Regions from separate parts of the Homo sapiens genome. Here region 2 is linked to region 1. Evidence: read pairs that join two places in POLR2A ChIA-PET (ENCODE). Cell type or tissue: IMR-90. All regions are shown on one strand. Links, peaks and the distances in the headings refer to the core of each region. The heading gives the core; the rest is flanking DNA. Region 1 overlaps CTIF (cap binding complex dependent translation initiation factor). Region 2 overlaps CTIF (cap binding complex dependent translation initiation factor).

Evidence for each region. Peaks named below come from ENCODE experiments on the same cell type or tissue, not always from the same donor. Only the 100,000 strongest peaks of a DNase experiment are listed, where the experiment ranks them.
Region 2: POLR2A ChIA-PET joins it to region 1 with 5 read pairs; 2 of 35 experiments call an interaction of 5 or more read pairs at or near these places.

The regions. Positions count from the first base shown.
Region 1 is chr18:48,554,058-48,568,892 of GRCh38, forward strand. The region is part of intron 1 of CTIF (cap binding complex dependent translation initiation factor); the gene reads left to right. Among named protein-coding and RNA genes, the nearest start is that of CTIF, 22 kb to the left of the region's middle. In IMR-90, for the core only: no CTCF peak of the experiment used is centred there; a DNase peak (open chromatin) is centred at 9,194; H3K27ac peaks cover 157 bases.
Region 2 is chr18:48,607,250-48,622,084 of GRCh38, forward strand. It overlaps CTIF (cap binding complex dependent translation initiation factor), which reads left to right. Exons shown (of 12, transcript NM_014772.3): 2 at 12,289-12,496. The coding sequence starts at 12,317. Among named protein-coding and RNA genes, the nearest start is that of MIR4743, 56 kb to the right of the region's middle. RefSeq lists enhancers at 4,249-5,064, 8,151-8,692, 11,443-12,161. In IMR-90, for the core only: no CTCF peak of the experiment used is centred there; no DNase peak of the experiment used is centred there; H3K27ac peaks cover 221 bases.

The DNA.
Region 1 (14,835 bases), core at 5,258-9,257:
GTGAAGAGGCTGTGCACACCCAGCTGCTGTGGTGGAGTGGCTGTCCGCCAGTGTGACCAGCTAAGTTGTCTTCTCATTTCTTGCTGTTGTTGGTGCCACCAGGGGTCCTTACCCCTGGCATTGTTGTGAGGTGCCTAGGGAGCTGGCAGGGCTAGTGCACTTCTTCCAATGGGAACATTTAAGCAAGAGAAACCAGTGACTTGGCCAAGTTCGCATACCAGGCTTGCCAGTGAGAAGACAAACTGAGGACTGGTTCTCTGAACTGTGCCCTCTTGCCTCTCTAGAATGAACTGTGTGGAAATTTCTGGGTTCCTGTGTCTCCCTCAGGAACTGGCTCCAGGCTGCCCCTGTACCCAGCGGCCCTTGTCTGTCTCCTCCCAGGCCGAGGCAGGCACTGCGATGGAGGCACCCTCTTCACTGTGTTTGCCAGTGCACTGCAGTGGAGAGGTTATGCCTTTGTAGGGTTGTGGGGATAGGGCTGAAAGCCCCCTGAAGGCAGGATCCACGATGGAGGAGCATTATCGTACTCTGGTGGGCTGGGAACATGGCCCCTTTCCCAAGTTCTCCTCTCTGTCAGCCTAACACCAGCTTTTCGGAGAGAAAGAATCTTCCAGGTTTCCTGAGATTTGCCTGAGGTCCCTGAGGCTCTCCTTCCCACTTCAATCTAGAAGATGGGAGAGGCTCTAAATGACTTAATCACAGATCTGAAAGCCCAGAAGGACCTGAGAGAGGCTTGGCCTCCTGCAGGCATCTGCCTTGTAGCCTCCCGGGAATTGGAAGCTTACAGCTTTGCAGCCCAGGCCATTACTTGGCAGCCCGGGCCTAAAGACATTATCTTAGACCAAGGTGTGCCTCCCAGTAGCCCTGGCTGTGATCTGAGAGGCACACAGAACGCATATCCCATTCTCCTTCCAGGGTGACCAAGTATTCAGAGTGCCAAATCTTCTTTTGGAGGTAAGCTCTCTTCCCTTAAGGTTTCTCTGGATAAGGTGTCCAAACCTCTCCTGGCTTCCCTTCTCTGTACATCTCTTTTATCAATGCTTCTCCTAAAATGGGGACACGGAATGGAATACGGTGTTCGAGGTGTGACCTGAGTGGTGCAGGAATCATGCTGCTGTCACCTCCCTCCATCTGGACACTATATTTCTGTTAATGTAGCCCATGACTGTGTAATTTTTCTTCATGGGCAGCTTCTAGATATGGGGATTCCCATTCCTTCACAGCTCCTGCCAAAATAATCTGTGGCAAAGATCTGTTTCCCCAGCCTGGACTGTTCACAGCCCTGATGAGTAGCCCAGGCCACCTCATCTGAGTCCCCTTTGAGTGGCCCAGGGAGCTAAGGTCAAGGGTGTTCAGAAGCTGGTGAGATTATTGAGGCCTGACCCACTTTGCAGAGGAAGGCTGGAGCTTTCTGCCCAAAGTGACTGTGATGGGGATTGGGGTGGATGGGCTTCCAGGCCTGGAGAAGGTGGGGATGTTTCATGCAGGCTCCTACCCCTGAAAATCTGGCCACCCACTCACCACTGGGAACCAGCTCCTGTGTCTTAGCACTGCCACCTCCCCCTGGGCCTGCCAGCCTCTGGCTTCATTTCTTTTTTGCTCAGGAAGCAGAGATAAGGTTTGGTGCTCACCTTTGCCCAGTTGCATAGAGACCCTGTGACATGGACATATTGGATGACTTCCCTGGCTGAGCCATGGAGGAAACTGTGTTTCAACTGAAGACATTCTTGTGGTGTCTGCCCCCAGGGAAGTCTCTTGGTATGTGTGTGTGACACAGGGCTCAGTTTGGGGCACTGGGCATGGGGAATAGGGGGCAAAGGAAAGGAAGACTCAACTGTGCTTTCAGGGAGCCTTCAGCCAGCAGGAGAGAGAAACCCTGAGCATGCTGGCTGATGGGAAATGTGTATCAAAAGTTTCCTTTTGCCAGGAGGAGGCAGGCAGGACTTTCAGCTCCCCAAGTCTGGGCCATTTCTGGAAGCATGAGGGTTTGGAGCTTGTCTTTTTATTCTAAACATTGAGCCTGCAGTTTTAACTCCTGGGCTGCCCGTTGGTCTTGTCTGTCCTGAGCTGCCTGCACATCGATCTGATCGTGAAGGGTGGGTGGTGAGTGCTCCGGATCGTCTCAGCAGCATCTCTGCCTTAGATGGATTCTCAGCTGCCCATCTGGAAGGTCAGGATGCCAATAGGTGGGGGCATCACTGTGGAGTGGTAGCGAAGAATTCCAGTTTTGAGGCTCACGAGCTTCCAGGATTCCAGGCTTGGCTCTGCATAAAGCTCACTACAGAATCTTAAACTCTTTGTGACTTGGTTTCCTCACCTTGCCTTTGATAGTGGAGTTGGAAAGCCCCAATGCAAGGGGAGGTGATGGTCTGCTCAGGCACCCCGCCCCAAGAATAGAGATGTCAGTGATTCACAGGTGCACAGAGAACAAGCTGGGACATCCTCAAAGTACACACTCTGGAGTGCTGAGAACTGGCTTGTTACCCACTCAGCTGCTCACTGGCATTGTGTTTGTTTGTTTTTTTGAGATGGAGTCTCACCCTGTTGCCCAGGCTGGAGTGCAGTGGCGCAGTCTCAGCTCACTGCAACCTCTTCGTCCCAGGTTCAAGCGATTCTTGTGCTTCAGCCTCCTGAGTAGCTGAGATTACAGGCACGCACCACCACACCTGGCTAATTTTTGTATTTTTGGTAGAGATGGGGTTTCACCATGTTGGCCAGGCTGGTCTTGAAATCTTGACCTCAGGTGATCCACCTGCCTTGGCCTCCCAAAGTGCTGAGATTACAGGTGTGAACCTCCATGTCCAGCCTGCTCACTGGCATTGTGACCTTAGGAGAGTTAATTTTCTAAAGCTCTGCTTCTCCAGCTATGAGATTGGCATAACAGTGTCTACTTCATAAGGCTGCTGTTAGAATGAGAACTAATATATGTTATACACTTAGCCCAGTGCTTGGCATGGAGCTGAGTCTCTGGAAAGGATGGCTGTTCTTATGATCATAGGCAAATACAGTGTGGTCAGAAGAGTCCAGCAGGGACTGAAGGAGGGGTGGGGCTGTAAAAGCAGATGGGATTGCAGAGGAGGGGAGATTGTGGCCTGGGGGTAGGGACAGGAGGATGGTGGGGAAGAGATAGAGAACTGCAGAAACAGTACCTTGAAGGCCCCCTGCAAAACTTGTTTGGAGACCTGGAAATTCACAGGTGTCAGTCACCCTTGGGCTACAGAGGGGGCTGGAACTCAGGCTGGTCATGAACCATTTTGTGCCCCCATTGTCCCAGCCAGAGCTTTTGGATGAGGGATAGGCACGTGACCAGAGCCAGGCCAACCAGGAACCTTCCCTGGAGTTTTCTGAATGGAAGCTGGGAGAGAAAGTCCTTTTCTTCTTGAGGGCATGGCATGAAAGAAGCCTGGCAGCTTTGGCCACATCCACTGCCGTGGAGAGACCTGTCCTGGGGAGACAGCACAGCACTAGCAGCTGAAGAGAAGCAGAGCTGGAAACTTAAGAGAACCAATACCTCTGCTCGATTTGTCTTCCTCTGGCTTGGTGCTGAATTTGTTAGTTTCTATAGTCTCTGTATTAGTCCGTACAGGCTGCCATAATGAAACTCCACAGACTGGGTGGCTTAAACAACAGACATTTTATTTCTTCACAGTTCTGGAGGCTGGAAGTCCAAGATCACAGTGCTGGTAAATTCAGTTTCTGGTGAGGGCTCTCTTCCTGCCTTGCAGACAGCTGCCCTCTTGCTGGGTCCCACACGGTCTCTCCTCTGTGTTTGTGCACATGGGAAGAGACAGCTGTCTGGTGTCTGTTCTTATAAGGACACCGCTTCTATCCTAATCAGACCCCACCCTTAGGACCACACTTACCCTTTATGACCTCCTTAAAGGCCCTGTTTCCAAACATATTTATGCTGGGGATTAGGGATTCAATATGTAAATTTTGGGAGGACATAATTCAGTCTGTAACACTTCTCTATTCAGTAGATTCCCTTTCTTTTTCTTTTCTTTTCTTCTCTTTTCTTTTGAGATGGAGTTTCACTCTTGTTGCTCAGGCTGGAGTATATTCCCTTTCTGTGCCTTAAGGAATGGCATTCATACCACTGGTAGAACACACAATGATTTTCAGTTAGATACTTATGGACTGGTACAAAATATAAGCCATGTATTCATCTATGTGTGCATTAAAGAATGACAAACACAACTAGTACATAGAATTTGTGATGTTCACAAGTGAAGGGAGTATTCAGTATTGCTCTGCAGGAGGCTGAGTTTAATAAAAAGTCAGTACAAGGTCAATAGTAATGTTACAGTTGGTACACGGGTATGACAGAAAACTCCAAGGTAGTGAATTCTGGGTAATGTTGCATGAACTAGTTTGGGTTGGGTTTGTGTCACTTGGCACTGGTAGAGTTTTGAATAATACATGTTCAATTTCAGCCTAAGGCTACCTCTTTTCATGTAACAAATATGGGTTCCTAAATGTTTATTTACATAAAACCTTTATACATATAATTGTAATTTCGAGTCACAAAAAGTGGTCAGCACCTAAAGACAACTGTAGTAAATATTTTTGTAAAGAATCCTTTTTTATAGTATCTGGTTTGTTTCAAATGCATCTGTTTTGCAAATTTAGATTCTTAAACAGCAACTTGTTATCTAGGATTTTGGTCATCAGAAACTTCTCAGCTGGCACCTGAAAAACATCAGCACAGTGACAGTTGATATATTTAATTGTTCAAATGATCATCTTAGCATCAAACATGCTGCAATAAAAAGTGTTCTCTTTGACATCCATTCTCCAACCAATAATAAATACACTTATTCAAAAGTTAAGTAAGGGGTGTATTTGAGAGCTAACCCATCCTGGTAAACTCATACTGGAAAACCTGATAAGCGTTTGCAGATCTTTTTCAGAATCTGTAAGAGTTATGTTGTAGGAGAGATAATCACCTGTAGCACTGGACTCAGCATTTTTAGACTAGAATATCCTCTCCCGTCTTGTTGAGTGATGGTGATCATATTTTCTGAATCAAAAATCAGGATGAGTATTTGGATATTTGAAATCAGAACTTCTCCTAACTATCATCTTTTATCTAGATGGGGACTCTGGAGTCTCATTGTCAAATTTGTTTATGTGCTCATACAAATTTTAAAAAAGTTTGTTGTTGTTTTTTTTTTTACTTAAAAAATTGGCCCTACCTTCAGACCATCCTGAGACTTATTTCCTCATCCTAGTTTTCCCCGAATATCTTAGCTCGTTTATTAATATGATAGAATGTTAAATGAGGTCTGTAGTCCTACCACCCCCCCCAATCCTAACAAACAAAAGAATATTTTCTAATGTTACCTGTGGAAGCAGATAGCTTGGTGGGCTGAATAAATGATTAGAATTTAAGAGCCTAGTTTTAGGTATTCTAGTTACTGTAGGCTGTGTGAAAAACCACCCCAAAACTTAGTGGCTTAAACAGCAATAATCCTTTGTCCTGCTCATGAGTCTGTAATTTGGGCAGGGCTCAAGAGCTACAGTTTGCATCTATTCCACATGGCATCAGCTGGGCTGCAATCAGAGCTGGAAGATCCACTTCCAAAATGGCACATTCTCATGGCTGGCAAGTTGTGCTGGCTGTTGGTTCTTCTCCATGCAGGTTTCTCCACAAGGCTGCTTGGGCTTCCTCAAAGCATGGTGGCTGGGTTTGAAAAGTTAATCCCAATGTAGAGTGGAGTAATAGACATTGGAGACTGTGAAAGGTGGGAAGGTGAGAGGCGGGTGAAGATCAAAAAACGACCTGTTGGGTACAGTGTTCACTATTCAGGCATGAGTACACTAAAAGCCCAGACTTAACCACTATGCAATATATGCATGTAGGAAACCTGCACATGTACCCCCTAAATAAATACAAATAAACCAAACAAAATAATTATATATTATGACCAAGTGGAGTTTATCCCAAGAATATGAAAAAAACCAAACCACAAAAGTGAATGGCCCAAGAAACAGGAAGGAGAGACGGCTAATTTCTTAAGGGCTGGCATAGAAATGCCAGTTATCTAACAGTCTCTGGAGTGTCACTTCCATATACTACTGGTCAAGCAGTCACAGAGTCCAGATTCAAGACGGTGGGGACACAGACCCTACTTCTTGTTAGGAGGAATTTCATAGAATTTGGAGGCTATTTTTTTTTTTTTTTTTTGAGACAGAGTCTCGCTCTGTTGCCCAGGCCGGAGTGAAGTGGTGTGATCTCGGCTCACTGCAAGCTCGCCTCCCAGGTTCACGCCATTCTCCTGCCTCAGCCTCTGGAGTAGCTGGGACTACAGGCACCCACCACCACACCCGGCTAATTTTTTGTATTTTTAGTAGAGATGGGGTTTCACTGTGTTAGGCAGGATGGTCTCGATCTCCTGACCTTGTGATCTGCCCACCTCGGCCTCCCAAAGTGCTGGGATTACAGGCGTGAGCCACCACGCCCGGCTTGGAGGCTGTTTTAACCATAACAACTGGTCTCACAAAAAGGAATATCCTTCCTTCTTTTTCTTTGAGACAGAATCTTGTTCTGATGCCCAGGCTGGAGTACAGTGGTGTGACCTCAGCTCACTGCAACCTCCGCCTCTTGGCCTCAAGCCATCCTCCCTCCTCAGCCTCCTGAGGAGCTGGGTCTTCAGGCTCACACCACTGTACCCCACAAAATTTGTTGTATTTTTTGTAGAGACAGGGTTCCACCACGTTGCCCAGGCTGGTCACGATCTCCTAGGCTCCAGTGATCCTCCCACCTTGGCCTCCCAAAGTGCTGGGATTCTAGGGATGAACCACTGCCCGGCCTATCCTTCCTTATTACAGACCTTCCCTGAGGTTTAGATTCATCTTCTACTTGCAGTCTTTTGTGGAGGAGTGAAAAAGAAATGTTTGGCTGGGTGCAGTGGCTCACGCCTGTAATCCTAGCACTTTGGGAAGCTAAGGCAGGCAGATCACTTGAGGTCAGGAGTTCGAGACCAGCCTGGCCAACATGGCCAAACCCCATCTCTACTAAAAATACAAAAATTAGCCGGGTGTGGTAGCACATGCTAGTAATCCCAGCTACATGGGAGGCTGAGGCAGGAAATCACTTGAACCTGGCGTGTGGAGGTTGCAGTGAGCCAAGATTGTGCCACTGCATTTCAGCTTGGGCGACAGTGAGACTCTGTCTCAAAAAAAAAAAAAAAAAAAAGGAGTGTTTATAAAAACTTGCTTGTATCATTTGAGCTCAGTTATAGTTAGTAAATGTTTTGCTTGAAGCCCCTTTTATATGCTAATTCTTTAAAAGTGGCTAATAATTTAAAAGTGGCTCCCCCTTGTCCTGGGCATATAGTGGAGCTTTATTTCTTCAGCCATTCCCAGAAATTGCTGAGACTGGGAAGTGCAGGCTCTTGGCTTTGCAGCAACGGAGTCTTTCGCAGCAAGACCATCCACAGTTAAGACCCTTCTCAGAGAAACTCCACTGTGGCAAGACCCTGTGCTGGCTGCTGGGGGCTGCAGAGATGGATCAGGGGACACTCCATCCCTGTGCCCCACTTTCAGGAAGCCCAAAGTATCACTGATGGAAAGCAATGGCCTCAGTGTCACTTTTTCTCAGGGTGTCCTTGTCCCCTGGCAGAACACAGTGGAAGTGTGTCTATATTCTGAATGAACTGTTGACTACTTCTCTTTTCCTTCCTGGGGCACTTGATTTTAGAAAGTGCCCTGGTCTAGGAGGACCAAGACCTGGCTTCCAGCTGTGTCAGATAATTACCCCCACTCTATTTTTCTCATCGGTAAAATAGGGAATTTGGTCTAGGCTGGGGGTTGGCAAACTACAACTTGCAGACTAACTCCAGCCCAATGCCTGTTTTTCTAAATGAAAGTTTTACTGGAACACAGTCATGCCTGTTTCTTCACGTACATCTACGGTTGCTTTTGGCTGGTTACAAAAAAAAGAACATATGGCTCACAAGGCCTAACATATTTACTGTCTGGCCATTTACAGAAAACACTTGCTCACCCCTGATCTAAAACAATGGTTTTCAACTTCATTTTAGCCATACTGTTTTTTTTCTGGAAACAACTCTTCTTTATTTTTAACAATAAAAGCAATTCTCACAGCACTTGGCATGTGCCTGGCACTGTACCAAGTGCTTTAAAACTGTTAACTTACTGCTTAATCCTTATGAAAACATTATGAGATGAGCAGTAGTATCATCACCCACATTTTAGAGAGGAGAAAACTGAGGCAGAGTTAACAGAGAGGTTAAGTAACTTGCCTCAGGTCACACAGCTACTAAGTGGCAAAGGCAAAATTTGAATTCAGGAGTCCTGCTCTAGAGTTTGCCTTCTTATCCACTGGGCCATGCTGCCTCTCACTGGTGGCCTTATATAAAAACTGGGTGGAGCAGGCCCCACTAACTAGAACTGATGTGGCATGGTCAGCATCTCCCCCTTGCCTGTTGACTCTTCTTTCTGCAGCCCCCCGGGATCTCAGGGCCATCTCTGGCAACCTCTGGAGGCTATAACATCTGGCAAATTAGGCTTCTAAGCTTGGAGAGGGGACATCAGTTTGTTTTGGTTGCTACAAGAGGAATTGATCCTGGTTGTTGGGAACTTATGCAGGCCAAGAACTGTAGAAAGCACTGTTCTCTGGGACTGAGGACTCCAGACAAATAGACTCATTTTTATCGAGCATGATCATAATTATGCCTGATAAAAATGAGTGCTAGAGACTTAGGTCCACATTTCAAAACCGTAACTGAAAGGAAGACATATTTCAATAGTTGCCATGCCCCACACAAATATGAAAACCAGTAATCTATTGGAACCAGTTCCCTGGGCCAGAGTGATTTGCCTTAGACTCTTGTCATAAAAATCAGCAAAGGAGACTGCACACTGAAATGACACTTCACACTGAAAAGATATTGACGCTGAAAGGAGATTCACGCTGAATGTCACCTTCCCTGCTTCCTCCTGCAAATGACCCCACATAGCCTGGGGGGCATTTAGGAGCTTTAGCATAGCACCCGCCTCTTGGGCAGGTGGGAGCCTGGGGCTGCAGACCGGCCCTTTCTTAGGATGCTCCCTGTTTGCAGATTAGTGACTTGATTGGCCCCTCCTCCACCCCCACCATTCCCATAAGGGACTGGTTAGTCTGCAGGGATGACACCCAGCCTCCTCCACCCTTGGGGATGTAAACTGTACTAGGAGCAGGAAAGGCTGGGGTGACTCACTTTCCTGCCAGTGAAAAGCTGACCTCAATCTTGGTAGTGGTTTGAAGGTGACTTTTGTATTCATCTCTCTGGGATCTTGGGAGACAGTTTCAACTATGGTATCTACTCAGTTTCCCTATGGGACCCCACTCTGGCCTGCAGCTCCTCTGCCCTGTACAGAAGGGTCTCCTGTTCTAAGGTTTTTTTTGTTTTGTTTTGTTTTGTTTTTTGGACAGATTCTTACTCTGTCACCCAGGCTGGAGTGCAGTGGCGCGATCTTGACTCACTGCAACCTCCACCTCCTGGGTTCAAGCAATTCTCCTGCCTCAGTCTCCTGAATAGCTGGGATTATAGGTGCACACCACCACACCTGGCTAATTTTTGTATTTTCAGTAGAGACAGGGTTTGGCCATGTTGGCCAGGCTGGTCTTGAACTCCTAACTTCAGGTGATCTGCCTGCCTCAGCCTTCCAAAGTGCTGGGATTACAGGCGTGAGCCACCGTGCCTGGCCCTGTTCTAAGGTTTTTGCTGTCTCTGTTTTCTCCTTGGTTGGCCTGTGCCTGACACAGTAAGATTTGGGACCCCTGAGATTGAGTGGGGTGGGGTCTTCCCAGGTGCTTCCCTCTTGCTTGTGGTCTCTGGCCCTGTTCCCCGCCCCAGCCATCAGCACCAGTCCCCTACCCCCTCAAAAGGCTCAAAGACTTCCTGAGAACCCGGAATCTCAGTTTCATCTCTGCTGGAGATTTTTGATCTGGGGGAAAGGCTGCTCTCTATATGGCTGCTTTCAGACCACACTTGGCTCTCCCTTGGTTTAGCCAAATTGGGGTTTTCCTCATTTTCAGGAGCCAGCTTTTCTGAAGTGTTCCTTCCTGGCAGCTGCATTCCCCATGGTCCTGTCTATCTTAGGGGCAAGGACTTAGGCATCGGGTGTCCTAGAGGCTAGAAGATTGTTCTACAGAGAAAAGTGGTTTTGTGGCCGTAGGTGGTACCCAGACGTGTTGCCTGCCACCTGGGTGCAAGCAGGACCGGACCTCTGTGGGTGGTGGAGGGAGCTTCCCATGTGTGGATGGAGGCCTTGCTGGGGAAGGGTAGATGAGTACAGCTCCGTGTCACAGCCCGGGGACAGCCCCACCTGCTGCAGGCGGCCTTCGCTAGGCCTCTGTGAAGGTCCCCAAAGCCTGGCTCTCCTGTGGCTTATCCTGGGAGAATATTTGCCCTCTTTCATCTAATAGTTAACTATTGACAGAACATTAGGTACTTGAATAAAATGAAGCTGTTTAGTTTGGGGAGATATTTTGGAAAACAGAAGCTTAGTTCTCATTGAGGTTACCTTCTTGGTGTAGGTGGTTGTGTAGGTTTTTGTTTTGTTTTGTTTTGAGACAGGGTCTTGTTCTGTCACCCAGGCAGGAGTGCAGTGGTGCGAACACAGCTTACTGCAGCCTCGACTTCCTGGGGTCAAGTAATACTTCCACCTCAGCCTCCCGAGGAGCTGGGACCACAGGCGCACACCACCATACCCAGCTAATTTTATTTTTTTGTAGAGATGGGGGGTCTCACCTTGTTCCCTAGGCTGGTCTTGAACCCCTGGGCCCCAGCAATCCTCCTGCCTCAGCCTCCCAAAGTGGTGGGATTACAGATGTGAGCCACCAAGCCTGGTCGGCTTGTTTTAAACAACTTAATGTTATTGAAAATATGATGCCACCCTGATATTGAGATAAATTTTAAGGGAAGAATCACCTCTTTCTCATTACTTGAATACTGTGTTAATTTTTGCATATTAAGTCAATTTCCTCCTTTAATGGCAATTGGTTGATCCATGGTCATGTTAAATAATTTTGCATATTTAATTAACTCGGGTCTTGATTTGTCTCCGGTCCTGTTTATTACTGATGTCACCGTCTGTGTGTGTCTTGTGATGTGGAGACTTTGCAAGCTGTTTTCCACGGAGTCCAAGCCCCACAGCCCTGCTGTGGCACTGCCTTCATCAGTGACGCGTTCTTGGCGGAGAGGATCTAGTTGTAGTTTGTGCTTCCTGGCTGTCAAGGGCCTTGCCTTCCCTTCTACAGGAAACAGCTGAGAAATCGCTGGTGTGCTGTAGCCTTAAATAACAGCACCTGCCACTCAGTTGTGTTGTCTTTCATGAGTTTTCCAAGTGCTCTCCTGCCTTGGGGCATGTGGGAAGGAAGGTATTATCATTTCCGTTTTACAAAGATCCCCCGAGAGACTGCAAGTCTCTTGGATTTTGCTGCTGACACCAGGACAGGAGGTCACATCCTCTGACCCTCCATCTTATGTTCTTTCCAGCAGCCCCAGAACCAGCCATGGAAACCAGGGGCAGGGCCTCTGTGCTTTAGTTCCCTGATCTGTAAAATAAGGGATCATAATAGTACCTATTTTGTAGGGTCACTATGAAGTTTAGATGAGCTGCCACATGCCTGGGACAGTGCCTGGCACACAACCATGCAAGCTCTCAGGAGGGTAGTGCCCCGTACCTCCAATCTTGTTATGTGGGGGACAGACAGATCATCTGGCTTGGGCGCCCCACCCTGCCATGCAGATAAATCCATGCCCAGATAACGGTCATGTGGGATGGGAAGGTGGGGCTCTAGCGTGTGCCTTCTTGCTGTCCTGTGCTAGGCATCTTGGGGTCCGGCCTCCTGAACTTGTGCCCTTTCCTTTGCCAGAGTGAGTTGCCCAAGAGGCTGAGGGTGGGCATGAGGCTGCTTACAAAGCTGAGCTGATGATAGTTTGCAGGGCACAGCACCCTTCACTCAGGGATGCTGGCATACTCTGTGGGCTTCTTAACAGGCAACAAGTTCTGCCAGCCCATTGTACAGTCCCCGGCTGGCTGCAGTGTCTGGGCATTCTGCTTCTCAGCCTTGCCCCACTCACTACTTTCTCAGTGAGTGTCAGTGAGTAAACACGCACGCAAAAGAATAAAACCATCAACAAGAGAAAGTGTGGTGTGTAAGGGAAAGGGAGTCATTCATTCATTCATTCATTCAGCCAGTGTTGACTACAGTGTGCCAAGTCCTGTTCTAGCTGCTGGGGTGCAGTGGCGATCAGGGCAGGCCCTGCCCTCATGGAGCTTACAGACAAGACCATGACACAGGTGCATGCTATGAAAATGAGTGAGTGGGACATACTGGGCCTCCCCAAAGTTGGTGGGGAAGAGAGAGAAGGTAAAACCCAAAATAGGTTCTGTGACTGGCCAGCACCTCAGGGGAGGCCTTTCGAGGGGCAAGGGTGGAGATTTTCATGGCTAAGTCCTGTTGTCTAGGGGGGATTGCCCTTACAGGGGGTCTGCATGACATTAGTCATGAATCCAAGGTCCTGTGGTGGCATCAGGGCTGGCACCAACCACAGCTTGCTGCCGATGTCCCTCCCATGCTCTGGGTACCTGTCATATTTGACACCTCTGTTGCAGAGGTGACAGCTAGAAAAGCATCCATTGCCTTTGGGGTGGGGGTTCCCATTTGTTGTCTCATGGGAAGGAAGGGATGCTTTGGAAAGGCTGTGGAAACCCCTTTGGGCTCTGGGTGGATAACATGAGTGGGGCCATTGGAAGGGGTAAAGAATGCTGAGTCATGTCTAAATGACAGCACTTCCTGGGCACTCCTACATGACTTGCAATACCCCACAGGCAGGGCCCTTCATCTCAGCCTGTCTAACAGACTGTGGATTTGGATTTTCATTCAACCATTAAATTTTTAAAAAATTCTGTGAAGCTAATAGTCAAAGGGTTAGTAGTCTCATTTATTCACCAGATATTTTTCAGCAACAACTTATGTACCTGGCTTTTTTCTAGGAGTTGGGGATATAGCAGGTGAACAGAAGAGACAATAAATCTTGCCCTCATAGTCTAGCCTTATGATAGCAGAAGTCTTTCTTTAAAGAAAGATCCCTGGAATCTTTAAATATTAACTCCTGGAGTTCACGTAGGCATCGTGACAGAGGCACAGGGACAGTGGGGTTAGCTGGGATGTCCAGGGACAGAAGGAAACAGAAGCAGTGTCACTGGTGACCAGTCAGATGGGTGGACGTCCAGCACCCTCATGATGTGGCAGAAGTCAGGGAAGAACGATATTCTGTTTAAAAAGTTGAGCTTATAAATAGCCATATTGGAACATGTTTATTATGTTGAGGAGGTAACTTATACTTGACTGGTCTTCTAATAGAGCAGCAAATGTCATTGAGTATTTTCTTTGTGCCTGGGTACATGGTGCCCATGGAAAGATGTGTTCTTTGCCCCAGGGACGACGATAGTTGAGTAATTAGCAAATAAAACAAGGGCAAGTCTATTGAGAGCCACTTTCTATGGCAGGGCCTGAGATCACTATGGAAATAACTCAGTAAGAGCAGTCAGAGAAGGCTTCCTGGAGGAGGTGTCTCCATGCTAGTCAGAAAGAAGTGGGGAACGTGTTCTCAGGGAGTTAGTAACAGGGGAGCATGGCTTGTGCTCATGGGACAGAGTGACTGCTCTGTCACAGTGGGGTTGGCAATGAGGGGCTAGAGGTTAGAGGGCAGGGGACAGTGGAGACCAGTGGGGGGCTTGACACACTCTGCAGCTGTGAGCCATTGAAGGTTTTGCAGCAGAGCAGTACCCTGGTGCTGGTTGTACTTAGGGTGTCAGCGAGGTGGAGCGAGCTGGGAGGGCAGGTATAGCAAGTGATGCTGGAGAGAACAGCTGAATGTGGCTCTAGAGAAACAGGCTCCTGCCTGGCAAGTCACAGGGTTGTGAATAAATCACTCATGCTTTCTGAGCCTCAGTTCACCTCATCTACAAAATGAAAATAAGATTTCAAATCCTATTTCATAGATTCTTTGTGAGTCTTAACTTTAAGAATATATGTGACAATGCTTTAGGAAAAAAAAAAGTAAAGTGTAAATTCAAGAAAAATCTCAGCTGTTGGTGTCAGGATCCCCTTCTCACATTGGCTTCCTGTACCTATGAGATAGCAAAAAGTAGGGGAGAAATCTCATATTCCTGTGAGTACATGACATTATCGAAACACCAGAGGACCAGGGAGGATGGTCAGTGAGCTCACAAGCATTGATGTCTGCCATTTGCATTTAATCCTCCCAGCAGCCCCATGAGGTGGGGAAACATTGGGAATCGGAGATGAACAGCTGCGGCCCCCACCCAAGGTCACTTAGCTAGTTGGTGAGACAGGGCCCTGACAGGCACTCCTTCTGTAGTAGTGTGCCTGGGCTGCCATGACAAAATCCCACAAACTGGGTGGCTTAAACAATGAACATTTATTTTCTCATAATTCTGGAAGTTGGATGTCCAAGATCAAGGTGTCAGCAGGGTTGGTGTAATAGTCCATTTTTATATCACTATGAAGAAATACCTGAGACTGGGCAATTTGTAAAAAAAAAAAAAAAAAAAAAAAAAAAAAAAAAAAGAGGTTTAATGGACTCACAGTTCCACATGTCTGGGGAGGCCTCACAATCGTGGCAGAAGGCAAAGGATGAGCAAAGGCACATCTTACATGGCGGCAGGCAAAAGAGTGTGTGCAGAGGAACTGCCCTTTATAAAACCATCAGATCTCGTGAGACTTATTCACTGTCACAAGAATAGCACAGGAAAAACCCACCCCCACGATTCAATTATCTCCCACCAGGAGGG
Region 2 (14,835 bases), core at 3,590-7,589, 52 kb after region 1:
CTGTGGTTCGTAGAGAATTCAGGGAGAGCTGTAAGAGCGCTGGGCACCGGATCAAGTCTGAGATTCCTGTGGTTGCTGTCCAGCATGCTTCAGGCATTGTGTGGGATACATGAGGGCTCCCTGGCAGAAGAGGGGCCTGCCCTCTGACACCCAAGCTGTGTCTGCTGGGTCCACTTGTAATGTGCCACCCATCTGTGCCCATCAGCAGCCGTCTGCTAATACCAAGGTGGGCAGAGCATTTGTTACCTGCTGCTGACCATTTTCTACTTTCTGGGAATCCATCATGAAACTGTCAAAAAGAGGAACTGAATGTCTATGGTGAGGTCAGCTCAGGCTCCCAGGGTCCAAGGAAAGGAGCAGACAGGTCCTCAGCCTCCAGGAGCTCATAGTTTAGCTGGGGAAGGAGGCAGCCACTCAGCTCACATTAAGGCTGAGCTGGAGGGTGGTGGGGGCATTACAGGAGCAGTGGGACATCCCTGGGCTGTCCTTTCCTCCCTTGAGACACTGAGCAGGAGCACCCTGTCCCTAGGAGGAGCTTGGGTATGCACAGCCGAGTTTCTGCTGAGTGACACCATCTTCTATAATAGCTGTGGCTATCTTCAGCCAGGTTATGGTTGAGTACTGCTGGTCTGGAGCCTTTTTTTCTTTCTGCTTGCAATGACCTTGCATATTTCTGTTTTGGACCTGGACTATCATGTATTATTTCACAGTGTAACTCCCAAGGGCAATCCTTCGTCCTGATTTATTTCCAAGTTCTGAGGGGGAGCCCTCATTTTTGTAGGCATAGACCACTTCCAGTTAGTTGCTCTTTCGCAGGGGACTTTCGAACTCGGATGCCTTACAGGGGCCAGGCAGGTAACATGTGTGAGTGAGGGAGCCAGGTGAGAGTGAGGCTGTGAGCAGCGGGGAGGCATTAGAGAGTGTATGGGTCTGCAGAGAACTGGGGTTGATTGCCTGGTCTGAAGGGGACAGCACTTCTTAGCTCTAGCTGATGGTTACAGCGCAAGAAGGTGGGCCAGTGTTGCTCGATCATCCAGTTTTTTCAAGAAAAGTCAGAAATTGTGGCTTTTTATGTGAAATATTTTGATTTATAAACGTTAGCTCAAATATTTTTAAAATATCTAACTGGCTAACCAGAACACACCATGGTCCAGACGTGGCCCCAGCACAGGCGGTAGCAATCTCTGCTTTGTGACTGTGCTCCTTGCAGGACAAGGCGGTCATCGAAAGTGGTGGGGGGGTGGGGGCAGGCAGAAGCCCAAGGGCCCAGTGAGTGGCTGCTATGAGCATTCTGAGGGGTCTCTGTGACCTGGGCCGGTCAGGGTGGCATCTAAGAGGTGGGCTTGAGCTGTTCTTGAGGATGAGTAGAGAGAAAGGGTTGCTGTTCTCGAACGTGAGCCAGTTCTGCCTTGCAACCATAGCACAAGACCACCTGGACAGGCCTGCAAGGCCACAGCCTGCTGAGATCTAGCCTGTGCACAGCCTGTTCTGGGCTGTGGACACTCCCACCAGGCTCTGGAAACAGCTCGGTACTCTCTCTGCTCCAGCTGGTCTGTAGTTCAGGGAGCTGTTGCCAAGAGGGAGAAAGCTGACTGGGGACCCTGGAAACCCCAAGACAGATGCCAGAGAGAACGTTGCCTGAGAAGGAAGGCCTGGAGCGCTGCTGCCACCACACTTGGATGCCCTTTCTAGCCTTACCCCAGGTGCTTGTGGACACATTGCTGGGTTCAGAGCAGGGCACTATTGGTTTCCCTTCCTAGCATGCTCCAAGTTAATTTTCATTCTTGGCCAATAAACCCAGAAGCTTTTGACAGCTGGTGGTGGGGCTCACCCATCTACCTTCAGAGTCCACAGAAGAGAGAATGGATCTCTGTGAGTTCCTGCAGGTTGGCAAAACAGGTCAACCCAGGGATTGGAATACAGGAGAGAGCCAGACTGAGGCCCAAGGAGGACTCAGGGTGTTCAGAGTTGGGAGGCATTAGGGAGTGGTGAGATCTGCAGAGATCTGGGGTTCAGAGATAGCAGTCGTCATTGATATCCAGAGTAGTCAAGGAGGGCTTCAGGGAGGAGGTGTGCCCAGAGGTGGGCCTTGAGGGAAAAGGGGAGATTTGGAGAGGCAGAGGTAGGAGAGAATGCAGAAGACAGAGTGAGGTATAGCAGTTGTGAAGTCGAGTGACAATTGCAACTGATAATTGAGTGCTTGATGTATGCCTAGCGGTGTTGAGCACTTTTCTCATTCATTCTTTCACATGATTCTCACAGCACCTCATGAGGTGGCACTTTCACCATCAGCCTACTTTAAACATGAGGAAGCAGGCCCAGAGTCCGCCCAACAGCACGCAGAGAAAAGGTGATTTAGCCAGCACTGGAACCCAGACTCGGGACCCATAAGCATGATGTCACCCTATTTTACGAGTGGGGGCAGTGAGGAAGCCACCTGACTCCAGCCAGGGATATGGCTGTCCAGCTGTCTGGTGGCCCTGCACAGTTTTGGTTTGTTTCAGCTATGACTTCCCTGTCCCTGGTGCCTCTAGGGTGTATACAGCAGATGCTCAGTATGTCTTAGTTGGGAAGAGTTGTCTCGAGGAGGCTCTTGAATGTCATGGGAAGAGGTTTGGAGTCCTGGTTCTGGGACTGGGTGACCTTGAGGGTGTGGGGGGCTGGAGCAAGTCAACTCCCAGCATCCATTGGCTTTAACATTCTAGGAGCTGGGAGTGGGGCTGGAGGAAAGCCCGGGCCCATTGGCAGTGGGCGGAAGAGCTGAGGAGGCCCACTCTGAGGGAAGGACGGTGCTGGAGAGGGCGTGGGCGGGCTGGGGGAGCCACAGGCCCGTCTACCCATTCTGGGCCTGCAATGGAAGCAGGTGTAGGATGGAGCAGGGCCCTCAAGGATTACGCAGTCTTATCAATACCAGGCAAAAACCTATAAAAAAAATTCAAGAGCAGGGCAAGAGTTGGGTAGCAGCCCAGAGGCGGAGGAGAAGGTGTCACCAGGCAGCCTGGGTTTGGTGCCAAGGGAGCAGGTGGGTGGTCAGTGCTGGAGCCCAGTGGAGGCTTCTATGGGCTTTGGGGGCAGACCTGGAAACAGGGGCACCCAGGGATAAAGCAGGACCTGCACGTCACAGAGCCCACCTGGATGCCCACCTGGATGCCCACCTGGATGCCCACCTGGATGCCCACCTGGATGCCCTCCCGCCTATTGGGCTAGGCCTACCTGCCCGGGTGGGTTGCTGTTTCAGTGTTCTTCCTCCGAGAGGAAGTGCTCATCAGGAGCCAGGAATCTAATGAGGCACCCCCCGGGGACTGAGGCCTGTACCTTCCACACTCCTGCGGGCTGCTCTCCCTTCCTCCCTCTCCAGGGCCTCCGATCTCAGCCCCCATTCTGGGTGCCAGCACTGCAGGCCTGCTGAGCAGGAAAGAATCCATGGCATCTCCCTTGCCTTCCGGCCAGCCATGCCCTGCCCACCTCATGAAAACTGGTCCAGCTCCTCAGTGACTCATGGAGGCTACTCTTGGGGACAGAGGAGTAAGTGCCAAGCCCCAGCTCTGTTTCCATGAAGTTCTGATGAGACCACAGGGCTTGGTCCAGGGCTTTGCACAGGGTGGGGGCTCAGGAGGGTATGAGGACAATGGGATGATTTTGGTGTCATCTGTTATTTAGGAGTATCTGTCATGTCACTAACTGCCTGATGTTGATGATTGTAACCCAGAACTGCGCTTGGGGTCCACAGAGCTTAGGAGTCACTAAGGGAAGGAAGGTGACTCTCAGCAGGGGTCCCTGGAGAAGGCAGGCTGTTGAGGGATGTAAAGGCTTGGATCCTGCATTGCAGCCTGGCTCTACCCATAGATACCTGAGTGGCTCCCAGTACGTCATTCCCCCTTCAGCCCCCAAGGTCCCAGTGTCCTCACCTGCGTGGCAGCAGCTGAAGAGCTGTTGAGGGCAGGCAGCATAGATATCAGGAACTACCTCCAACTTGTTCAGACCTGGCAGATGTGCCTGAGCTCCATGCTGGGTGTTGCAGGACTGTAAGCAGGTGCTGTCATGTCATGCGCCTGGCCCTGAGAGTCCAGTGTGGAGGTGGTGGCCCCAGTGTCCACTGATCATAATAACCTGTGGAGGTCATGCCTGGTTCTGAGCTCCGCCCTGGGCCCTGCGTGGGCCATAAGAGGAGCCGCCCCTTCACCAGATAGCTGACCAGCTGGCCAGAAGTTTGGCCTGGGGACTCCACCCATTTCTAGCCCTCTGGCCAGAGCAAGAGTATCTGAATAATGGATAAAGAAGACGTGCAAGATTTTCTAGATCTTGTCTATTTCAAGTGTAGTTCTCTGACTGGCAGCAGCAGCCTCACCTGGGAGCGTGTTAGGAATGCTGAGTCTCAGGCCCCAACTCCCATCCTTGAACCAGAATCTGCATTGTAACAAGATGCCCTGTGATTGTCGTACTCATTAAAGTTTCGGAAGCAGTGCTCCCGGCCAATATGTTTTTCATGGGTAGGTGAAACAAAAGTCCCACAAATTGATAGTTACAATGTGTGCTACATGCTGATATTTTCAATTTAGTTATACATTTTTTAATGCTGAGATCGTGACCCAGGAAATTTGTTTTGCAGCTCATGAAATTGCTGAGACCTGCAGTTTGAACACCACCATGCTAGCTAACACCCTGTTGGATGTTTGAGTGACAAAAGGGTTAATTTGGTGGGGTGACAGGGGATCAGACGTTTAGAGGACGTCAGATGTCCTTGACTCCTGTGACAGAAAATGTTGCCAATTTCCAAGGTCACATGCCTTCGACTTCATGCATTTCTGAACTTTCCCATTTCCCAGGGGTTGGGGACCTGGGGCTCCTGCACATGGAGGCCTCTGCTTCCTCCTGCTTTTCTTTGGCAAACACCAACATGGTTGAATTATCAGGCCAGAGCTTGAGGGCCGCAGACTGTCGGGGAAGTACATTCTCGCTGGAGTCTTGAAGGGGAGTGTGGGCTGGACTGGGGCTGGAGGGACGCGGTTGGCAGTGAGCAGGCTCCCATGGCTTCCTCGGGGAGAGCCTGGGCACCCTGGCCTCTCTCCTCCCCACTCCAGCAGGCAGCATGGCCTCTGGACTGGCCCTGCCCTGGGGGCCACCTGACAGCCTGCAAGGGAGAATTCTAGCCCCAATTGTGCATTCTGGGTGAAGGTGTTGCTCCCACTCTGTGGGGATGGGAAGGAGAGAGGGGATGGAGGGGACCAGGGCCCGAAAGCCAGCAGCCAGCTCTGCCTATAATAGTCACCAGGAGCTGCTTGCTGGAGAGCAACCTGGGAGCACAGTGCTTTGCAGCACCAGGTGACATGGGAAGCGGCCACAGGAAGGTGGGGTGAAGACGCCAGTGGCTGTGATGAGTGGATTTAGCAGCAGGAGAGCAGGGACAACACTCTGGGCCCCATTGCCCACCACAGCTCCGATGCCACCTCCACTGCAGACTTGCTGTTCTGCTGGGACGAGTGGACAGACCTGTGAGCCCCAAGGCTGCTGATCTTACGGTCACCAAGCAAGCCCCCTGCAGCCCCACCTGGGCCCCCTGCAGCGGGCCTGGGTTCCACAGGAGGCTGGACCCCTTGCTGCAGCCACAAGCCAAAAGATGAGCCAGGAAGCAGAAATTGGGGTCTTCCTGGGTTTCCTCAGTGGGGTGTCAGAAGGGTGTGCTGCTGGAGTGAGTTGGGTGCTGGGGGTGGAGAGGAAAGAGCCTGAAGAAGTGTGGGGTGCAGTGCTGCCTCTGTGCGGGCCTCGAATGATGGATTCCCTGAGAAGTGCTGGTAGGCCCTGGAGCAGATGCATTTCATCTGGTTTGCAGGTCACTGAACTCATCCCTGAGGATTGGAGGAGGAGGTAATGCCCCTAATGCCTCGCAGTTCTTAAAAGGATTGGCTAAATTGATAGCTCCTCATGCCGTTTGTCACTGGGTGGGCAGGAAAGGATACTGAGAAGGCTGGGATGGCTCCACTGATTGTCTCTAGCCTGTGGGTGCTCTCCAATGTCAGCCTTACCTTTTCCTCCAGACCTCCTGCCTCTGAAGGTCAGACTCAAAGTCAGACTTGGCCAGGGGTTAGAGGGAGAGACTGGCAACCGACCATCTCAGGCTGCCCCACGGTGTTCACAGAAACCCCTTCCAGAACACTAGTTTCCTAAGGAAGCTACAGAGTGCTGGGCTGAGAGCAGCAAGGGATGGGGAGGAAGGGGAGGAAGGCGAAGGGGAGTTTGTTTGCGTCTAGGGTGGGGAGGGGACGCTAGTGTGGAGAGAGGCACCTTTTTGTCAAAGAACATGGGTGATTTTCATTTTTGTCCTTAAAAATAGCCAGGCTAACTGGGCCGTTGTGACAAGCACGGACTGTGATTGGCTGCAGCAGGAGGTGGGGAGTCCCTGGGCTGGCGGCCGAGTCTGGATGAGGTTGTTTAACAGAGATGCAGACCCAGGAAGAGAGCCTGCATGCATCCCTTTCCCCAGACAGACACAGATGTGGCCAAGCTTGGCGGCCCTGGGTCCTCTCTGGGAAGCACAGGCGAAGGAGCTCTGGGGCAGGTCCTGCTGCAGCCCGGGCCCTCTGTGTCCTCCAGAAAGCCGTGCCCACACCGGCCCTCCCCTCCAGCTGTAGACTCAGGGCTGCCCGCCCCTGTGGTGCCCTTTACAGCAAAGTGCAACCTCAGCATTTTTCCTACTCCTGCTGCTTGCCTTTTAGTTCCTCCTCATCCATCACCTGGCAGGGAATCGGAGCAGAGCCGGGAGAGGAGGGGAGAGGCGTGTCTTTTGTGTTCTTCTACCTTCCCTCTTTTCCTTTTCCTTCTGCCTCTGGTTCCATCCTTTCTTGACTTTCACTGATCATTAAAACATAAATTCCTGGCTGGCTCTCTCAGCTTAGCCAGCAGCCCAGCTGTTTGGGGACTTCCCATCAGGATCCTACTGGGAATGAGACACTGAGCCAGGCTGAAACCCCCAAAGCTCAGGCAGGAAGGCAGCAAAACAAGCCTGGAGGAGACCATCCCTTGCCCTGTGTCTCCACCAGCCAGAGAAAGCTCTACCCTTTTCCTCCACACTCGTCTTGCCTTAAAAATGTGTTGGAACTTTTCTAGGTGGATACCCCAAAGAATAAACAGGGACTCAGAGGGATCGTTGTACACTCATATTCAAAGCAGCATTATTCACAACAGCAAAAGGTGCAAACAACCCAAATGCCCATCAGTGGATGAATGGATAAATAAAATATGGTCTAGATATGCAGTGTACTATTGTGATACGATGTCTTATTCAGCCATAAAGGGGCATGAAATTCTGATACATGTTACAATGTAGATAAACCTTGAAAGCATTATGCTAAGTGAAATAAATCGGTTGTAAAAGGACAAATATTGCATGATTCCTCTTATAGGAGGTACCTGGAATAGGCAAATTCATAGAGAGAAGGGTGAGGAAGAGTTCATTGTTTAGTGGGCACAGAGTTTCTGTTTGGGTTGATAAAAAAGTTCTGGAAATAGATAGTGATGATGGCTCAAAACACTATGAATGTACTTAAAGCCACTGAATTATGTGTTCAAAAATGGTTAAGATTATAAGGTTTTGATTTGTTTGTTTTGTTTGGTTTGGTTGGTTGGTTGTTTTTTTTGTTGTTGTTGTTTTGTTTTGTTTTGTTTTTGCTTTCAGACAGAAACTCACTCTGTCACCCAGACTGGAGTGCAGCAACACGATCATAGCTCACTGTAACCTCAAACTCCTGGGCTCAAGCAATCCTCCTGCCTCAGCCTCCTGAGTAGCTGAGCATGTGCGACCATGCTCAGCTAATTTTTAAAAAAATTTTTGGAAAGACGAGGTCTTGCTATGTTGCCTAGGCTGGTATCAAATTCCTGGCTTCAAGTGATCCTCCTGCCTCAGCCTCCCAAAGGGCTGGGATTACAGGCATGAGCCACTGCACCCAGCTGAATGCTGTTTTATGTTGTGTATATTTGACCATAATAAAAAATTGGGGGCCTAAGTGCCGGGCTGTACTTCCAGGCTGAGAGCTGTGGAGGTGGACGGGCAGAGGAGGGCCATGCTCTCTCCCTCTCTCTGCTCCTTCTTCTCTTGTGACTGAGATGAAGCTTGGGGCTTTTCTGCTTTGCATGTTCCCCGCTTTTCTGAAGCTGGGGCCTCCCCACTCCCTCTCTGGGCCCCGCTGCGGAACAGGGAAGTGATGTATTCTCCTGTTCCCCCTGGAAAACGAGAGTTCCTGGAGGAGCTGAAATCCCTGGGAGAGAGTGAAAAGGAGGGGAGGACCGACAAGTGAGGGGGGCTAGGGATCTGGCGGCCACTGTGGGCCACGGGGCTCACCCCACTCGGAGTTGCTGAGGGACCACGTGGAGCATGCCTGGAATTGTCTGAGACACTGAAAAGGGGAGTATTTGTCCCATTGAGGGCAGCCGCATGGGGCGCTAGCTCCTCATACTCCGGGTTGCAGGTGCCAGGGGCCGGGGGCTTCCTGCAGGCATCTCCTGACTGCAGAGGAAGCCTGGACAGGAGACCCCGGGGCAGCTGAGGTGAGGCGCCGCTGGGCTACCCCATGTGAATCTGGCTGGGCAGCAAACACTAGAGTAGAAGGAATGGCCGAGAGGACGTGAGGACACAAGAGGCACCCGCAGAGCGAGTCCTCTTCCTTCCTCGGGGCACCAAAAGGCTGCAGGTTTGGGATGGGTCTCAATTCTGTCCCCTTTCTCGGCAACTATTATGGGTTTGGGGTGATGACCATGCCCAGGCTCCCTCATGGGACCCTGACACAGCCCTGAGACACTCGGGCATGTTTGGGAGAGCCCCGCAGAGCCGGCCAGAGGCTGCTGCTGCAGGCAGAGCCTGGCACTCAATCCTCCTGGAAACGGCTCCGTGTAGAGTTCCTGCAAAACCCGGTTCTCCGACTGCACCTGTTAGGTGTGCCAGGGAGCCCTTGATAAGATCTGACGTCTTCCAGGAATAATGGGCGTGGCCTTGTGTATTGACTTCTCCTGCAGGTGGCTCCTTTTCAGCCCTCTCTGGACATCGGCGGTTTTATTCCCATCCAGCGGAGGCCAGCTTCCCGGGGCCAGGCACGGAGCCTGCTTGGGGCCAGCTCTCCGGAACCTGTGCCCAGCTGGGGAATAAGCACATGCTCAGCACTTGAAGAATTCACTGCTCACTGGCGAGTCAGTATGGAATTGGGGAACTTGGAGGTGGCCTGAGGGACTGAGCAGGCCACCAGGAGTGGGGATGGAGAGAAGGCAGTTGGGGTATAGGCATAGTCGTGCAGACCTGGAACTCTCCTGTGTGAACTTGGGCAAGTTACTTAATCTCTCTGAACCTCCGTTTTCTCTTCTAAGTAGCATAATTATGCCGATTCCATAGGGTTGCTGCGAAGGTGAAGTGAGTGGAGGCAGATCAAGTGCTGACGTGTCTGGGACATGACAAAGGCACAGCAGACACTCGTCATTCCTACTATTAGCAGAAATTGCAGCATTCATACCCATAGCCAACCCTGGGTGAATCTTTTGCTTAGTAGCCTGCCATGAAACCAAGGCAATGCTCTGGCCTTCTGTGCATATAAGGACCTCTAGATTTGGCAGGTGGAGGGAAGGAGAAAATGCTTCCAGGTGACAGGTTCAGTGTGAGCAAAAGCACAGAGGCAGGAAAGAGCGTCCTGTGTTCATTTTCTATTGCTTCCTAAAAGTTTACTACAAACAGCAGCATAAAACAATAGCATTCATTATCTCACAGTTCTGTAAGTCAGAAGTCTGGCACAGCGTCTCATGAGACTGAAGTCAAGTTGTTAGCCAAGTTGAATTCTTAGCTGGAGGCTCTGGGGGAAAAGTCTGCTTCCAGGCTCATTGGTTCTCAGATGAATTTACTTCATTGCAGATGTAGGATGAGGTGCCCACTTCCTTGCCAGTTGTTGACCAGGGATTGCTCTCAACTACTAGAGGCTGCCCACATGCCTTACCATGTGTCTCTTTTCCTTCAAGCCAGCAACAGTGCATTGAGTCTTTCTCATGCTTTGGATCTCTGGCTTCTTCTGCTGTGCTGAGCTCTAGTCCCAGATTTAATGGGCTCAAGTGCTTGGGTCAGGCCCTCCTGAATAGTCTCTCTATCTTAAAGTCGACTAATTTGGGATTTAATTTTGTCTGCAAAATCCCTTCCCAAGGGTATCTAGACTCCTGGAGAGTAACTGGGAGAGGGTGTATACCCATGACTGTCTTAGAATTCTGTCTGCCACACCTAGCATGTGCCCAGGATGAGGAGCAGAGTAGCCAGGGGCTGAAGCAGGGGATGACTTAGGTGTGGGCAGCTGTGGAGCAGGAGGAGTAAGGTGGGTGCTGGTGGTGTGGGGAGGTATAAGGTCCTGTAGGCTTTGAGTGGCAGGTGCAGGAAGAGGCAATGGACAGTACCTCCCATGCCCCTGCCTGTGGCCCTTGCCACCAGATGTGCATAGCCCAATCCCAGCTGACTCCCTGAGGACCTGCTGCCACCCTTGCCTCCACATCTGGTTCCCTCATTCTGAAAAGGGCACCGCCTTGGCCTGAAACCTCCAGTCCGCTGATTCCTCCCTCTAGGATGGGTGAACAGACCCACAGCTCCAAGGTTGCTGAGCTCAGGGGGCCCAGAGCGAGGCCCTGCAGCACCTCAGAGCTCCCTGCAGCAGGCCTGGGGTCCGAGGGAGGCTGGGCCCCTTGCAGCGGCCAAAAGCCTAAAAATGAGCTGGGAAAGCAGAGGAAGATGTGTGCACAGCAGGGCGGTTCTCCTTCCCCCGGGCAGTTCTTCCTCTCCATTCCCTCACCCTCGGAGAAGGCAGTGAGGGTGTGGGAGAGTCAACATTCATGCTCTCAGCAGCATTTCTGGAACCCAGCACACCATTCCTTGCCCTGCTTTGGACTCGCTGCAGTGAAAACACTCAACAAACCCTAGATTATTGGCAAATAACTGTGTTCCAAAGAAGTTCTCAGGGTTAAGGTTCTGAGGTTCAAAGTTTTGAAATTCAAATGCTCCATTAAACCTGCTAGGACCTCGCCTTTATTACTGGCAGCAGCATTCACGCTGCTCTATATGGCTTCAGAGCCCTGTGTGTGCAGGATTCATGTCTTCTCTGTGCTTTCTTGTGGTAGTGGTTTGGTAGAAGTCTGTTCTACTAGTTGTGATACTAAAAGCATGTGCAGACTCTGTTTTCTCTGGCAGATCAGGATCTTCCATGGAAATCACAGGTCTCCAGATAATAAAAGAGGCACAAGGCAAGCTTTAAATCCCCTTCCCATCTAGCCTGGAGCCCATCAGAGGAAGGGGAGGGTCCCTGGCCTGGAGGTGAGAAAGGTTCTAGCTTTCCTCACTCCCAGGTGGGTCAGGTGGGAGCTTCGGGGGATAAGCAAGGGAGCGGGGAGCAGAGAGGGCGGTGGCGGTGAGGTCCCAGCAGACCTGGGCCCCTGCAGGGCTGGGTTGAGCACATCAGCTCCAGAGATTGCAGTTCTGTTGGTGGACTTTAACTAGTGTTCCAGCCATAGCTGGTCATCTATGCCGCGCTGCCCCAGAGAGAGGGTGCGAGGGCTAATGGGTTAGTCATGCCCCTGTAAAGGTGACCAGGCAGTGTCTGTGGCTAGGCCATATCAGCATAGACAATGCAGCAAGCCTTTCTCGTTCTGCCAGTGAAATCCAGTCACGTTCCTGCAGACTCACCATAGGTGTGTTCCAGTAGCTGCACCAGAGCAAGGCTGCAAAATCCTGCTTATAAGTTACGGCCCATAGGCTTCAACTAATTTAGGGGACAGTCTGGTGACTGAAAAGAAAAAGTCTCCTCTTAAGTAGTCATTTTCTTGGAGGACCTGAGCCCCTCAGAGGTTTGTGTCTCGGGCCCCATTGTGCACCCTCAATCTTGGTTCTGTTGTTTATTTCATCCTGCTTTGTGGTAGATTCTGTTAAATCTGAGTCAGGAAGTGAGGCTTGGCCTGTAGGCTGAGCTCATCTTCTGCCTTTCCCAGCGATTAAGGCCTAGGTAGACACTAACTCTGACACTGCACAGTGCCTGTGCTGGCCAATCAGACAAGTGGCCTGCATTCCCTGGGCCTCAGTCTCCTGCCCTACACAGTGGGAATTACAGCACATAGTTTATGCTGAGGGCAAGCCAGCCCCTCGCTGACTTCTCAGGGTTGTTGGAAGAACAGAACGCCATGATGGATAAGAAGATGCTTCCAGGAGCAGAGGGTGTTTCTCAGGTGTGGGCATCGTCGTCTCCTCCAGCAGCGTCTCACGGAGTTCTCTGTCCTCTTTCCCACCAGTCCCGGCCCAGGCCCCTGAGCTGGAGGGATGGAAAACTCCTCTGCAGCATCAGCCTCCTCGGAGGCAGGGAGCAGCCGCTCCCAGGAGATCGAGGAGCTGGAGCGCTTCATCGACAGCTACGTGCTGGAGTACCAGGTGCAGGGGCTGCTGGCTGACAAGACGGAGGGTGATGGCGAGAGCGAGAGGACCCAGTCCCACATCTCCCAGGTGAGCGCGGGCCCGGGGTTGGGGCAGCTTGGGAAATTCAGAGGGGGTGATGCAGGAGCCCCTAATTCTGGGCAGCATCCAGTTGCCTGACACTAGACCGCCAAGGCATGAATGGTCCCACCCAGCAGAGCACCCAGAATCTGGCAGGTGGGCTTTGGGATCCAGGCAGGAAGTGCCCTGGCTGTGCACCCCGTCCCTCTAACCCACCTCCACTCCTCCCTATCCAATGAGGCTTTGAGGCCCAGCCAGGCCCACATGTCTTTGAACATACGTCTCTTGAGTACTGACTATGTGCTGAACGCTGTTCCCTGTCCTCAATAAGCTTATGTTCTAGGAGAGATCTGGAGGTTTCGCTTCTCCATAATGCATACCATCAAAGAACTATAACTTGTGAATATTTTCTGTGATTTCAAATACAAGTAGTTGTTGGTAGCCAAAGGAATGATTGTTAGTAGCCAAAGTCTCGTGGGATTCTCACCCAGGGCTCTGTATGTCAGACATACTTAGACATATGAGGCAATCCAACCAGCGTCATGTTTGGTCCTGCACCCTCCTGCCTCAGTCTGTGGCATCCCTGACCTTGGAGGGGAGATGGACTCATCTGAAAGATTGTGAGCTGAGATTTGAAAGTCTTGGCTTCTCCCTCATAAAGTATGAATGCATTAAGGATAGGGACCCTATCAAGCATATCTTTGCCTAACACCACAAATCCTCAGCAGATTTTTGTTCAAGAGCTGCTTCCAGATTGGCTTCTAGCTGCCAGTGTGACCTTGGGCAGAACCTTCAATGTCTGTGGGGCTGTGTTTTCTTATCTGGCAAATGGGAATTATGCTGTTGCCTCGGGAATGTTGGAAGGTCAAAGACAGTAAGAAGTACAAAAGCTGCAGAGAATCAGTGCTGCCTGCACAAGCATGTACAGGAGAGTCCCCTGTCTTATCTGGAGTCAGGGTTCTGGGGATCCGCCTCTCGTGCGTGTTATCCCATCTCCAAGCCTGGGACTCCTGGGACAATCAGAAGGTGAGCTACCTGGGTGCACCCTGCTTTGGGAAAAGGCTGAGTCCAACCACCTGGCTCACTTTTTGGGTGGGACCCCTAGCTTTTTAGAAGCCAGAACAAACTTTTGGCTTTGCTGGAACTCAGACCAGGAGTCACTCTGGGAAATGCTGAAGCCACAGTAATCCCATGCCCTGTCCCCACTGGGAAGCAGGGGACAGAAAATAGTCCTGAGGGAGAAAAAAAAAAATAGATGTGATGCTTTCTTTAGTGTCCTTGAGGTTCTAAAATCACAAGTAATGCAAGCTTATAATTTGTTTGTTATTCAATCCATGAGTGTTTAACAAGCTTCTATTCTGTGCCAGGCACTATTCTAGGACTCGTATCTAGGATTGAGCAAAAAAGCCCTGCCCTCATGGACTGTGTATTCTACTCGTGGATGATCATTGCGATGGAGAAAAGTAAAGCGGAAAATGGAACGGGGAGTGAGGAGGAGCAGGAGGGGCTTGCAGTTTTAAGTAGCGTAGTCAGGGAAGCTGGCATGGAGGGGAGGGAGGGGTGGGTAGTGGAGATATCCGGATAGGAACATCTGGGCAGAAGGACCAGCCTGTGCCAGGGCTGGGCTGGAAGAAGAGTCCGGGCCCAGCCAGGAGGCCAGGGTGCTGGAGCAGAGGATGAGGGAGGGAGAGCTGCGGAGATGAGTCAGAGGGATGATGAGGACTGTGTCGTCAGGAGGTGCGAGTCCTGAGCCCTGGAGTGGCCCCACATGAGGAAGAAAGAATGTGAGGAGAAGTGAGCCTAGAGACCAGTGAGGCAGGAGGGAACCAGGCTGCTCCTGGAGCCCAGGAGGGGAGTCGAGGGAGTGGGATGGGGAGACTGCCTTGCGGGCCACTGCCAGGCCAGGTAAGAGGGGCTGAGAATGGCTGACTGAGCAGGGGGCCGTGACGGGGAAGTTTCCACTGAGCGGTGAAGGCAGAAGCCTGCCTGTGGCCAGCTCAAGGAACAGAAGGAGATGGCCTGGAGACTAGGAGAATAGTACAACTGTTTTGAGGAGTTTAGCTGTAAAGGGGAGAGACATGTGGTGGTATTTGGGGGAAATAAGGTCAAAATAGGAGCATTGACCTGTGTGTTCAATCCAGGGGCAAGTCAGGGGTTGCTGGAGCCCTGGCCTATCCCCAGCCCCCAGCGGTTCATCCACAATGACAGGAGGGAGTGGCAGGTGTGGGGCCGCGCATCTAAAATGGCTCCTGCAGCACAGCTGTGGTTTCTCTCCAGCGGCTTGCGGCCACGAAGGTGCAGAGGCAGAGTTACAAAGATGACTTTAACCAGGGTGGAGGTTTCTCCAG